Regions from separate parts of the Homo sapiens genome. Here all the other regions are linked to region 1. A link is a contact called in ENCODE Hi-C or POLR2A ChIA-PET data. All regions are on one chromosome and are shown on one strand. The core of a region is the stretch at or near the end of the contact, and the rest is flanking DNA. Distances in the headings are between cores, read along the strand shown. Region 1 has its middle 53 kb from the start of INHBB. Region 2 has its middle 59 kb from the start of LINC01101. Region 3 holds the start of LINC01101 (long intergenic non-protein coding RNA 1101).

Region 1 (4,432 bases), core at 485-2,984:
AGGAAACTGAGACTCAGAGAAGCTAAGTCAATCCCCGAAGGAGGTAGTGGGGAAAAGACAATCACGTGGAGAGAATTGTGTACAAAATGGCACAAGGGTACATGGGCACTGTGCACGTTGGAAAAGGTTGAGTGGGACTGGAACCGGGGGATCAGCGCCGAGCAGGGGTGAGGCCAGGAAGGAAGTCGAGGCCTGGCTGAGAAGAGCTTCCGGGGCCCAACGAGCTGGAGTCGGACCACTAGGGGAGCAGCAGCTGCCTAAAGGGGGATTCACGTGCAGAGAGGCAGGGGCACAGGTGTCTCAGGAGGCTGGATGGAGGGGGATGCACCAGGCCAGGCAGGAAAGGACTAGGGACAAACCCAGGCAGCAGGGCAACCAGGGATGAGGACTCACAGCCTGGGCAGAATTAGCGGGAGCTGGGTATTCTGAGGCCAATAGAGGAAGCCAGAAAGGCTGGGAGCTTCCCTGCTGAGCAGCTCAGGGACCTGGCACTCGCTTTCTCCTCCCTACCCCTCGGCCCCACCTGACATGTACACAGATTTCTCCAAGTTTCACCCCTCCCAAACCCGCGCCACCCACACGCCAAAATGTGAATCCCTGGAGGGCAGGGGTTTGATCTACTTTGTTCCCTGCTGATCCCAGTGCCTAGCACTCTGCCTTGTTTGACAAAATATGATGAATGAATAAAGGATCTGTAAATGAATGTGCTATATTGGTATTTAGGAAGACAGAAAGGGAAATCCATTTGCAAGGGAAGAAAAGCAGCTCCATCTGGGACCTGTGGAGTCTCTCCCCGCACAGGAGTGGACACCATGCCAGCAGATGGCCAGTGACGACTTGGAGGGTCGGAGCTAGCAAATCCATGTGACTTGCTTTTTCATCCTCTCCCTCTCCCTGCTCTCCCGCTGGACCCGGGAGGGCCAGCTGTGCCTCCATCTACCCGAGAGGCAGTGGGCATGGTGAGTGTGAAGGCGAGAGGCACAGGTGGTAGCCCTGCCACTGCTGACCTCATGGACCAGTCCCCCTCCCTGAACTGCAGTCTCCAGGTCGACCATGGGATGACACCTCCTCCCCTCCACTGGACGTGCCAGGACCTCTGTCCTCTGGCTGTCCTGGTTTCTTCTGGGACAGTCAGTCTCCAAACAGTGCCCCACACACCCACCGCCTATCTCTGGACACTGCTGTCTGACCACGTGGCAGGCCTGGTAAAGGAGGCTTCGTCCCTAGCCTTGAGTGTCTGGTCTACAGGGCCCAGAACAGTGCCTGACACACTGTAGGTAGTCAACCAATATTTTTGAGTGAATGAAGGAATGTCACTCTGACTGGCTTGTTTTTACTGTCTTTTCGAGAACCTCGGAGTGACAGTTAACTACCAAATCAGAGCAACAGCATTCTTAATCATTACGACAAAAATGAGCCACTGTGACAGTGTGGTTATATTGATACAGTCACTTCCCGCAAGTTCCTCGGACCCTGACAGCAACTCTTTCGGTCAGAACACGAGTCTCATGTCCATCTTCCACGTGAGGACCCGCAGCTCTGAGAGTCAGCCCCAGCCCAGGCTGGGACGAAGGGCCAGCTTCCGGGTGCCCCGAGGGACCTCTGAACCAGGGTGTGGCAGTGGCGAGGACTGGGGAGATGTGATCTCACCTGAGGGTGGGGTGGTAGAAGCCTGCTCAGTGGGGACATGAAAGCCAGGCATGAAAGCCAAACGCTCCCGGGCACCCAGTGCGGTGTGAGCACTCACAAAGGCATCCCATTGTTTGCTTTCTACAAACACCAGGACAAACAGCACCTCCCGGGGCTTCATTCCTGTGCCTGTTGACCCATAGCAGTGGACAGCACACACTCCATGCTGGGTGGCTCCACTGCCCCCACAGTGGGGCCCATGAGGATGGACACCTGGTGGACGACTCTGCCAGGGCCCTGGATGTCCTGGCCTCCCAGGTCACAGAGAGTCCAGCCCTGCCCAGACCACCTGGCTTCTTAGCATCCAGCTTATCATCATCCGGGGGCCCCCAAGCTTCCTAAGGCCGGGCAGGGTCCTGTCAAGGGGTTCACGTCTCTGAGTGCCCCAGCATTGCACCCTTGCTGATGGGGAGGGGGATTTCAAGTCGCGGGGGAGGCTTGGATGGTGTTGCACCCAGATGAGCAGGCATCCTCCTGGGCTTGCCTCGGGGCCACCTGCCAGCTAGGCTGGGGGTGGGGTGAGGGTAGGTGGTGCTCAGTTGGAGATAACCCTGACATGGCCAAGTGGGGAAGGCAGCGTCCAGAGGGCCCCGGGAATAAAAGGGCTGGACCAGTCTGATCTGAGGGCTGGGGATGGCTGGCTACGGGGCTGAAGGTCAAGAAGGCCACAGACGTGGCTTCAAGGAGCCCCTGCATGCTGGAGGAGGGGACGGAAGCCGTGCAGGGAAAGGGAAACAGGGACACCACCAGACCGAGGGCAAGCAGGGGAGCAGGGGTTGGGTAGGCGTGACTGCTGCAGCCCCAGTCCAGTGTGCATAGTTACTCCGGGCAAATGGCTGCATCTCTGTGCTCACGACAAAAACAGCCCTGCCAGCAAGCACCCACCCCATTCCTGACCATAGTAACTCACTCTGCATTCAGGGGACCCACGGCTCCAACACTTGGGGCTCCTGCCTCCTGCCTCCCACATAGAATGTGTCTCTCAGCCAGCTGCCGGGAGGCCTTTGGGGAGAAGGATACCTGCTTCCCATCCTGGCCCCAGATTTGGTATCATCATTATTACTTTGCAATTTAAAAATCAGGCTCATGCCCTGGAACTCACGTCACCCACAGAGCAGCTGCTGCAGTAGGTATCTTGGGCTGGAACCAATATGCTCCAAGGCACTGGGATCCTTACTTTCAGCTACATCCCCAGGGCCTAGCACATAGTTTGTGCTTGACAAACACTTGTGGGAAGGAAAGAATGAAGAAATAAATGCTAAAAATAACAAATACTTATCTACTATACACCAGGCCCTGTTCCGTCCCCTTTACCTATATCATCTCGTTTAGTCTTCACAGCAACCTGAGGGGTAGGCACTGCCATGGTTCCCATTTTACAAATGGGAAACTGAGGCTCAGAGACATTAAACGGCTTGCCAGTTGCCAGCAGAGAACAGAGCTAAGCCTCAATCTGGCATCTAGGTTCTCCAACCTTCTTCACCTGCTCTTCCTGCTGGAAAGGCTCAGGATGTGTTTTCCACGTGGCTTGAGGGCTCTGAGAATATCCCACCATCCGAGACATCTGTGACCCCGGGACTCAGGACATCCGGCCCTCCCCCACCCCGGGCTCCTGTCGCTGAAGTCAGTTTCACCCTTGTGTGTTGCAGCCCCACTGGGATGAGGGAAGCGATACACCCCTCACACCTGAGCTCGAATTATTTATGAACAGCCCTCCAGCTACGGGCAGCTTGTGGGAGGCAGGTGGGGTCCCCTCTGCGCCCCATGCCTGCCCCCATGTCTGCCGTCCGTTTCCCTGCTCTTCACCAAGGGCTGGCCTAGGTCAGGCACCGAGCTGGGAGCTGGGCTGTGTGGAGGACGGGGTGTGCCCTGCCCACAGGAACACCCAAGAGCATCTGCTGCAGAGAGCCTGGTGCATGCGAGAGACAAGATGCCTGGAGCTCCAGGGAGTGCCGGCCACTTGCCGCGGGTGTGATCAGAGCCGTCTTTGTGGAATAAATGAACGAGTGGATGATGACTCAGCCACCAGTGAGTTAGTAAATATTGTGTGTCCCTCACAGGCTGGGGGCCATGGAGAGAACCCTCAGCAAGGCCATACTGAATTGCGTGGCATCTGGTGAGACTAGGCTCAGATAACCTTCCTCAGATTCTTCCAGGCAAGTAGAAAGATTACGTTAGTGAAAATGCTGTCCAGCTCTGTGCCTGTGAGTGAGACCCCCAGGGCAGGGCAGGGCAGGGTTTACGGCATCCTCCTCCCCCACACCCACACTCTCCACCCTAGCCCTACTTTCCCGGCCCAGAAACCACCACACTTCTCCAGGACTCAGATGCTCCCTGTGGACACGCGGGCTACAGATGCTGTCCTTGCCCCAGCCGGATCACCTTGGTCCTCCTCTGAGGTCACCTGTACTTCAGTGGACAGTTCCCATGTATGTGGCCCACTTCCAACCTGGGGCCTGCACGGGTGGGGGTCAGCCCCAATTTTCTGTGTGGCCAAGAACTTCATCTGCAGCTGTGGGTCCAACCACCCTCAGGGCCAGGAGAGGAAGTCCTTCCTTGGGCTCAGTCCCTCCTCGGGCTCAGCTCTCCCCCGGCCCTGCCAAGACAGGGGTGAGAAGACAGGAGCTTCTTCCATCTTCATATCCCGAGGGGCAGCCTTTGCTGGGTAATTTCTTGTGCAAGACCCATGGGGTCCTCACAACAGCTTTGGATTGTCGTCCCCACTTGACAGTTGGGGAATCTG
Region 2 (4,432 bases), core at 907-3,406, 130 kb before region 1:
AGGGAGAGCGGGGTGAGGGGCTTCCTGGAGGAGGTGCCAGGTGTCATGGAGATCCAGGCCTGGCCCTTAGAGCCCTCTCTCAGAGCCAGCGGCAGGCTCAGTGTGCCCTGGTCCCAAGCTCAGTCACACCTGGAGAGCCCCACAGCATCTGGGCGGGACAAGGGAGGAATGAGTCCCTTCTTTCCAACAGCCATGAGACCAGCCACATCCCCTCTCCTTTCCAAGCAGATATTCCAAGAGATCAGGCTCTGTGATTAGGGGATTGAATCATGGGAGGATTAGAAGAGCTCAGGCACAATATCTATTAAGCTGTGATGGAGGGACGGCGCCAGAACTGTTTACAAACACAAAGGTGGAACCTGGGGCCGAGGCAGGGCTAGCCCAGGCAACAACTGACTCCAAAAGACAGGAATGGGCGCATCAGTGTCCACGTGCACACACACGCAGGCATTCAGGTGCCCATGCCCGTGTGCTGTGTGCGTTTATAAGGAATTTAGAGTAAACAGACTGCATATTTATGAGTACATACACAACATACATACAGGACTTACAATGTGTGTTTATAGACAGATGCTCCTACAGCATATGCAAACACATGCTATGCGGGTGTGGGTGCAGACATAGTGCACACAGGTGCGCGTGTCCAGAGCTGACCTGCCTAGTTATAGAAATGGCACATAAATACCAGGTGCGTGTGTCTAACCACACTTACATAGAGTATGCACATACGTGGTGCTTATATACAGATTTCATGTTAAGGTACACATATACACACCCGTGTAAAGTGTCACTGTATGTTGTGTGGGCTCGCTCCACAGATGGACGCCTGTACATCAGATGTGTGCCTGGGGCCTCACTCCAGTGTGTCATCTGTGTTCATATGTATGTGTGACCTGAAGTCAATCTGGAAAGGAAGATGTGCTGGAATCTACTCTGAGAAGTAGCCCAGGAGCGCAGAGTAGCCTCTTTTTCCTCCTGCAGGCAGCACACGTTACTTATGCAAATGGTCCTAAACAATGAATCTTCCCTCTTCAGCAGCTGCCCGCCCACATGAATGGGCAGGTTCCCTTCTAGAAGCAGGTGATGGCGTCACTGCCAGAAGGAACAACGCGTCCCAAATGAGACCCTGGATGAGACGGAAGCCCAAGTCTATAGTAGGAAGCAGCCCTTGGTCCAGAGAGGGACTTTCTGAGGCTGGTGACGGCACAGTCGCAGCTTGCTCCGGTGCTGTGGAACCACACTCAGCAGGGAAACAAGGGCACCAGGCCATTCAACTTGGCTGCTGCAGCTGAGGAATCGCAGCTTTTTCAGCCTTCCCCGGGGGCCCCAGCCTAACCTCCGGGACCCTCTCCTTCCACAGGTCCTGAGCCATTTCTCGTGGAGACTCATCAGACAGTGGGTGTGTGAGTCGCTGCAGCTGTGCCCTTCCCATGGGAATGGCCCCTGGGTGGGGCAGCAAAGCTGGTTCTCCGACGTGAGATGCCCATCTCACCTCTCTCCCAGACTTCACAACGATTGGATAACCACACATGGCTCTGGGTTCTTCCTAAGGCAGCCCCTTTGCCAGGGGAGAGGGCCTCAGCCCGTGCTGAGCCCTGCTCTGGCAGGGTCCAGGGACGACAGTAACTCAGAGGGACAGATGCGTCCACGTGGGAAGGGTAAATGGGCTTCAGATGCTGTCTGGCCTGGGTCCTGCCCCCACCCCACTTGTTAACCTGTGCCTGTACAAGTTGCTTTAACTTTTCCAAATCTCGCTTCTCCAATTTACAAAATGACCTCTCTCTCAGAGGGTAGGTGGATACATTAAACAGCATCATTATGTCAAAAGTGGTTTCTTTGTCAATCGTAAAGCCCTACATGAATGTTATTTCACGCAGAGACAATGACAGCAAAACGACTTGATCTAGGAATGTTTTTCTGCATTTTAGAATGTTTAATTTGAGACATACAGGAAGCGGCAGATTGTTACATAAATGCCCCCAATCAATCCCACTTCCTGGTATACATGCCCTGTGACCCTCCCACGTTGACCCTGGACTTGGCCATGTGACTTGCTTGGCATTAGCCGAGGTGAGGCCAGCAGAGGGCTGATGAGCCGGGGCTTGCCCTCTGGCAGCCTTGGCTGGATGCCAGCAAGAGGCCATCGCGGACCTCTAGAAGGCCTCCAGATGACTGAATAAACGGGGCTGGCAAGAGTCCTGAGCAAATCTGTTTTTCAGTCACCAAGTTTGGGGCAGTTTGTCACTTCCAACAGGTAACTCATACACAGGACATCGAAAGCACAGGAAGTTCCTGTCTCCTGCCTAGGGTTCTGGAAAAAGTTAATGGCTGAGCCAAGTGTAGGATTCACACCCCAGGATTTTTCCTGCCTTCCCCAATTTCTGCGTCTGCTCTTTCTGTAGAGCCTGACATTTCAAGGGCCCTGGGGGAAAATATTGACTGGTTTGGGAAGGGACTCAGAATTGCACCTACAAAGAATTATTAATGGCACTGGCATCCCTAACTACTGGGAAGAGAAAGGGGTTTCAAGGTAAGTAAATGGAATCGGAAGAGCCAGAAGGGAAATTTTTCTCCTTAAAAAGGGAAACAGCAGGTAGAGGGCTCAGGCTGTGAGGTCAGAGGGAACCAGGGTCAAAGCCTAACTCTGACCTTGGCTTAGTTTGTGCCTTTGGACAAGTTACTTAATCCAGTGAACCTCAGTTTCCACATTTGTAACATAGGCATAGTGGTGCCCTCCTATCAAGTCGGCTGTGAAGGTTAAGGAAGTTACACTGTGTAAATGCCCCACTCCAAACCCGGGGAGCACACGGGGATGCTCCTTCTAACCCGGGGTCTCAGCACCCCCTCACAGGGCTTCCGAAATACTTCTCCAGGGCTCTTGCTAAGATTCAAGGTGTTTGGACCAAGTAGGTGTGAGAGTGGGCACAGTCTTCTGTAAGGGGGGCCTTAGCGAGGGGGACGGAGGCTCAAGGAGGGAGGAGACCCTGCCCCAGGGCCTGTTTTCTGTCTGTCCAGAATGCTTGGTTCAAAGGCAGCTGCATCCTCTTGGAGGTGTTGCTGATCTGGAGACCCTTGACTCTGTCAGCAAGACTCCGTGCCCGCACCCTCTTCACCTTTGATGGCTGACCCATGGCCTCGAGGTCAGACATGCACATCAGAAAGCAGAAGCAGTGCTTTCCACAGGCTGGCCAGCCCCGTGGGTCCCTGTGAGCCACATTGGAGCCCACAGCCAGACCCGGGAGCAGGGAGCAGATGCTCAGCCCTCTTCGAGTCTGGCTTCTTCACATCCTCCACCTCCCACAGCATGGATCCGCCAGCCCTAAATGAGCAGCTACCATTTGCTGGGGACTTCCTTCCCAGCCTGTAGTCATTTGTTTGGTTATCATATTAGTTTCCTAGGCTCCTGTAACAAAGTGCCACAAACAGAGTGGCTTCAAACAAATGTCTGTCTCACAGTTCTGGAGGCCACAAGTCCAAGATGAAGCTGGCCGCAGGGCCTGCCTCCTCTGAGACTGGGTGGAAGTCACCCTGAATCTCCCTAACTCCTGGTGTGGCCGCCAGTCCTTGGTGCTCCATGGTCTATAGTGACATCACTCCCACCTCCGCCCCTGTCGTCTCATGGACTTCTCCCTGTGCGTGTGTCTCTTGTCTCTTCTCTTCCAAGGACACAGTCACATAGCACAGAGCCTACCCTACTCCAGGAAGATCTACTCATAGTTACTGGATTGCATCTGCAAAGATCCCATCTCCAAGTAAGGTCACGATCACATGTACCAGGGTCTAGGACTTTCACCTCTCTTTTGCGGGGACACAATTAAACTCCCAACAGGTTTACAGTAAAAGTGTGTTAAGCGCTTCTCTACAGTAAGCATAATAATAGTGGTATTATCATAACAAATTGCTTATTTTGCCCCAGGGACCATTCTAAAAATTTTACATATATTAATGGACTGAAATTCTCAATGAGTAGATATTGTTATTACCTCCATTTTATAAGGAAGGAAACTGAGGCACAGAGAAGTTAAGTAAATAGTGCAAGGTCACACAGCCAATAAATGGCCTCACTGGTGCCCTGTGCTGCCTCCTCAGCCCCCGTCATTCAGTGGAGGGTCTTGCCTGGTGGGGCGCAAGCAAGCACATTCAAAAGCTGATCCCTCCTCCTCCTTATCAGCTCATCTCTTGGTCTAGGCACAGATCTCTTATGCTGTGAATCACAGGGACTGGCCCTGGTGTTCAGGCTGCTTCCTTTAAGGCTTTTCTTCATGATCTCAGTAATGATCAGAGTGACATGTTCATTCAAAACATCCCATTGGGGTGACCTGAGCCCCTTTGGGGAATGTAGTAAGGGGTGGCTGCTCCTCTGCTCCCCCAGCCATTTTCTCTGCAATGTTACATGCTTGGATACTGCGGGACGTGAGGTGTAGAAGAGCCC
Region 3 (4,432 bases), core at 780-3,279, 67 kb before region 1:
ACTCCACTCCCATTCGCTCACTCCCACACCTCCCACCCATGCTTGCCTGGCCCTGCCATTAACACTGCAGAAGAACATCCAAGTGTTTGCATTCCCAGCATCCCTTGCTGCCAGGGTTGGCCATGTGACCCACTTTTGGCCGATGAGACACCAACAGGGTGCTCCTGGGAGACCCTCTACTTTCCCAGGGAGTCGAGGCTGCCATCTTGCCACCACAAGGCAACGAGGAGGCCCACGTGCTAAGGACGATGAACAGAAAGCTGGGAAGAGCCCAGTACTTGGCATCACCAGCAGCTGACCAAGGCCATCAACCACTCGTTTTCAGAATTATGATGTCAGAAAAATAAACCTAATTTTGTTTAAGCCACAGTGAGTTGAGATTCCCCTTAAGTGAAGCCAAACGTTTCTATCTGATACCCATGAATGAACGCTTTAACGTGCTCATCAAATATTATGCTCCCTACTTACCTTTTCTTCTTTCTCTTTAAAAGGCCCTTTGCTGGCCCTTAGGGAAAGCCAAGGGGCCCAGGAACTCACCACATGTTTGAATCAGGGGTCTGATGCTGAAGAAGCCAGTGGCAGTATAACTTACCCTAAGCATTTCTCACCTTCTCTACCCCAAATAGGGGCTGGGGATCAAGGACTTCCTGAGGGCTAAGATGAGAGGAGCAGGCCCAGGAGATCCAAGGAACAGACCAGAAGATACAGCCCAGGAAAGGGGGGTTGCAGGCTCAGGCCCTTGGGCCAGCTGGGTGCTCAAGGCTACACCCTTTGTGAGGCTCCCACCCTGGCTCCCTGCAGCCCAAGGGAAAGGGCTGTCTGCTAGTGACCAAGTGGGCGTGATGGGTCTCCTGTGTCTTTGACTCCACCAGACTCCCACAGCCTCATTCAGGGCATAAAGAACCTACAACCTGCCCTTTCTTTTTTTTTTTTCAAGACAGAGTCTCACTCTGTTGCCCAGGCGGGAGTGCAATGGCACAATCTCGGCTCACTGCAACCTCCGCCTCCCGGGTTTAAGCAATTCTCCTGCCTCAGCCTCCCAAGTAGCTGGTATTACAGGCATGTGCCACCATACCCAGCTAATTTTTTGTATTTTTAGTAGAGAGGGGGTTTCACCGTGTTGGCTAGCCTGGTCTCAAACTCCTGACCTCAGGCGATCTACCTGCCTCAGCCTCCCAAAGTACTGGGAGAACTTGACCTTTCTAAAGCCCTAAAAGCTAATGTTTGAGTGTCTGCTGTACATCAGGTTCTTTTCATCTTCATGAAAGTCCTTCGATACAAGACTTTGCATCCCCATTTATAAACGAGGAAACTGAAGGATCAAGAGGTCAAATGGTTCGCCCAAGGTCACACTGCTGGGAAGAGGGGGAATTCTGTTTCCTTCCCAGAAATAACCACCCTACAATAATATGTTGCTTCAGAGCCTATTTTATTCAGTCTCCCAGACAAACACTATTCATTGCCATCTGAGTGCCTTTGTCCCAGCTCTGCCTGTCCCTCCAGCCTGGAATACCCTCTGGCCTCCACTGGCATTCCAGCTTCAAGACTCAGCCTCACTCCCTCCCTAATCATAAACAGCCATCACTTATGGAAAGCACACCACAATATTTTACAGCAGTCCTACCCGACAGGTCCCTGTATCTCTGCTTTCCAGATGAGGAAACTGAGGCTCAGAAAGGAGCATTTTCTGGCCTCTGTCACACAGCTAGTAAGGGGGGTGGCCAGAAGGCAAAGCCAGCTCTGCCAGGGCAGTGTCCTCAGAAGAGCCGAGAGAGGGAGGAGTTGCTTCCAGGTCAAGGTCAGGCCTCCAAAAAGAATGCTTGGTCTGGGCCCTTCTCTCCTCCCCCACACTTGGCCCTGCAAATTGGCTTTGACCTTTCATGCCCCTGCCTTTGAGCTTCTCCCCATTCAATTGAAATCACAAAGGAAGAAAAGAGGGCTGGCGAGAGGGAAAGGCCCCTCCTGGCCCAGGCCCAGGTCCCCAGCCACGCCCCCGCAGGCGCATCGAGCCCTCCAGGGTCTGTTTGCACAGTTGGGGTGCTGCGCTAGGAACCCCACCTCCGGGAGAAAGGCACCACGAGGTCATCTGTTTACTCTGGGATTAGCGGCTCCCCGTGGGAGTTCTTTTCCTACGAGATGAAAAGAAAGCGGACAATCTGTCAGGTAAACAGGCCGCATTGTTCCCAGCCATGTCGGGGGCCCCTTTGTGGGCCGGGCCTTTGAGGTCGGTTGCTCCCTTGCACAGGGAAAGAGCTTACTTAAACGGAATGGAACGGAACGGGAGGCCCCGGCTGGTGGGCAGGTCGCCTGCTGCTGATACAGGAAGGGACAAAGGGCTCGGACGATTCCGGTCTTTCCTTAGCTGCTCTCCTTGCAAGCTCTTTCCTCCCCATGGGTCTCTTGATGAGTCCAACAAGACGGGCATGGAGCCCGATCTCACAGATGGGGAAGCTGAGGCCAGCGGCAGCTTCCCCCAGCACAGAAGAGAGCTCCTGGCATTCCAGCAGGGGGTGACTGGAAGAAAACCAGGGACCTGGTCTAACCACCTCACTCTTCAGATGGGGAATAGCTGGAGATACAGGAAATGGCAGAGTACGATTTCTGCACTGGAGGTTTCCCCAGGTGCCCCTGCTGGTTGGTGGGGAACACAGGAGCCACGACCATCCCCACGAGTTGGCTGTCAGTTTTATGGATTCCCAGAATATTTAACAGCTGAGTGGATGGCACTGGTCAAGGCCGGCCTGTTCCCTCCCACATCTACCCACAAGGTATCTTCCTGGGAAGCAGGGAAGACAGTGTAGGCCCTGCCCCGCCAGTGCATGAGTGTCTGGGAGTCAGGACTCCTGTGTTTGGGTGGCCCTGACTCCAGTTTGCTCTGTGGCCCCAGGCAAGCCACTCACCCTCTCTGGGCCATCCATCAAACAAGAGATAAGATGCTCTCCAGGGGCTAGCCCTTCCTTCGGACCGTGAGAAAAATCTAGGGAGGGCACAGGCATCCATCCATGAGGACAGGATGGAGGAGGGACTACCTAAACCCCTGTCCATCTCTGACCCCCAAGAGGCCTGTGAGGCAGTGGGGGCAGCGCCTGGCCCAGCCACCATCCTCTAGGCAGGGTGCTGCCGTGGGAAGAGAGCACTGTGGTGAGGTGGTGAGACCGCATGCCCCGGGTCACCCTGACCGGTCCAATTGCCTGTCACTCACCAGAGGCCCAATCTTGGGCAAGTGACTCAGCCTCTTGGTGTGCGAAATGGCCCCCATGAGGCCTCCTCAGCCTGGGGGGCTCCATGGCAGAAGGGTTCCAAGAAGGCAGGAGCTGGAGCTGTTCTTGCCGCTGCTGGGAGGTCCTGTCCACCCTCTAGCCTCCCTCTCCCTGATCCCCCACCACTGCCCATTCCCAGTAAGGCACCTATTCTCTTTGCCACCCTGACACCAAGTCACTGTTCAGCTTGTGGGCAACGGAGCCGGAAGCATGGAAAAATCTCATGCTGCTCCCAAAGCCAAGGGAGAGCTCAAAGAAGGCTGGTGGAAAAAGGCCCAGAGCTGTGGCCGGACAGAGTAGGCCCCGAACAACCACAGAGCCGCCTTGACAGAAGCCAGGGCACGGTCCTGAGATGAGCCTCATCCCTGGAGGGCAGCAATGGACCATACACGTGTCTAAGCCCCCATCACCAGCCGGGGCCCCAGTGACTCAGAGCCTGCTCTTCCTGAACCCACTCGGCAGGAAGAAAACTGAAGGCCCAAGAGCCCCAGCCACACTGTGACCTGGAGGTGACCTGGAGGGAGACAGGGTGACAGCACCAAGCTCAGCCTTTCCTCCGAGGCTTCGCAGGACTGAATGAAGGCAAACTTCCCAACACCCCAAGCCATGGGATTGTCCTTCCTGGGGCCCTGACTGAGCTGTGACGGGCTGTGTGGCCCTGGGTGAGTTACTTGCCTTCCCTGAGGCTCATCTCAGCACATATAATAGAAAATGGAGACAAAAGGATGCCCTTTGCATGGGTTTTGGGAAAGATTAAGTCACATGTTTATAAAAGTGCCTGGCAAACATCAGTGGCTCCATGAATATTTGTGGTGTCTGAGTCCCCCACACTGCTTTCATGTCCCCTTTTCCTGCTCTTTCCCTTTTCCCGTTAAGCTTCCCAAGCCTCCAACTGAAGCTGCAGTGTTTTTGGGGGCAAACATCATGGGAATCACAATGACCATAGTAACCATTTATTACAAACATACTATGAGCCAGGCCATGTGCTAATAAGTGTTTTATCTCCATTATATAGAGAAGGCAACTGAGGCACAGAGCACTTAGATGCCCCCAGCTAGGAAGGGATAGAGTCAGGATTTGAATGAACCCAGTTTAGATGCCCTTAGCTGTGCTCTCTAGGGTGATAAACAACTCTGACTTACAGAGCAAAACTGTGTGCCAGGTTCATCACC

The links. A loop is a pair of places that touch in the nucleus more often than their neighbours do. ChIA-PET counts read pairs that join two places held with the same protein, here RNA polymerase II (POLR2A). Pooled maps may share reads with other maps.
Region 2: a loop to region 1 is called in a map of PC-9, with 2.5 times the contacts of the local background. The contact joins two enhancer-like sites. A Hi-C loop is called at or near these places in 2 of 168 maps with a recorded cell type or tissue (PC-9 and adrenal gland). POLR2A ChIA-PET finds 5 or more read pairs at or near these places in 2 of 52 experiments (HepG2 and PC-9).
Region 3: a loop to region 1 is called in a map of HepG2, with 10 times the contacts of the local background. The contact joins the promoter of LINC01101 here to the enhancer-like site in region 1. A Hi-C loop is called at or near these places in 6 of 168 maps with a recorded cell type or tissue (Caco-2, DLD1, HepG2 and 3 more) and 1 of 50 pooled maps. POLR2A ChIA-PET finds 5 or more read pairs at or near these places in 3 of 52 experiments (Caco-2, HepG2 and WTC11).

The regions. Positions count from the first base shown.
Region 1 is chr2:120,396,658-120,401,089 of GRCh38, reverse strand. No RefSeq gene overlaps it. Among named protein-coding and RNA genes, the nearest start is that of INHBB, 53 kb to the right of the region's middle. Within about 2 kb of position 1,734, at least 5 of the 41 ENCODE cell types and tissues checked have a DNase peak (open chromatin) inside an H3K27ac peak, as active enhancers do; they include PC-3, where a contact is called at or near this core.
Region 2 is chr2:120,523,092-120,527,523 of GRCh38, reverse strand. No RefSeq gene overlaps it. Among named protein-coding and RNA genes, the nearest start is that of LINC01101, 59 kb to the right of the region's middle. Within about 2 kb of position 2,156, at least 5 of the 41 ENCODE cell types and tissues checked have a DNase peak (open chromatin) inside an H3K27ac peak, as active enhancers do.
Region 3 is chr2:120,463,946-120,468,377 of GRCh38, reverse strand. It overlaps LINC01101 (long intergenic non-protein coding RNA 1101), which reads left to right and starts at 2,029. Exons shown (of 1, transcript NR_027181.1): 1 at 2,029-4,043. RefSeq lists an enhancer at 1,733-2,275.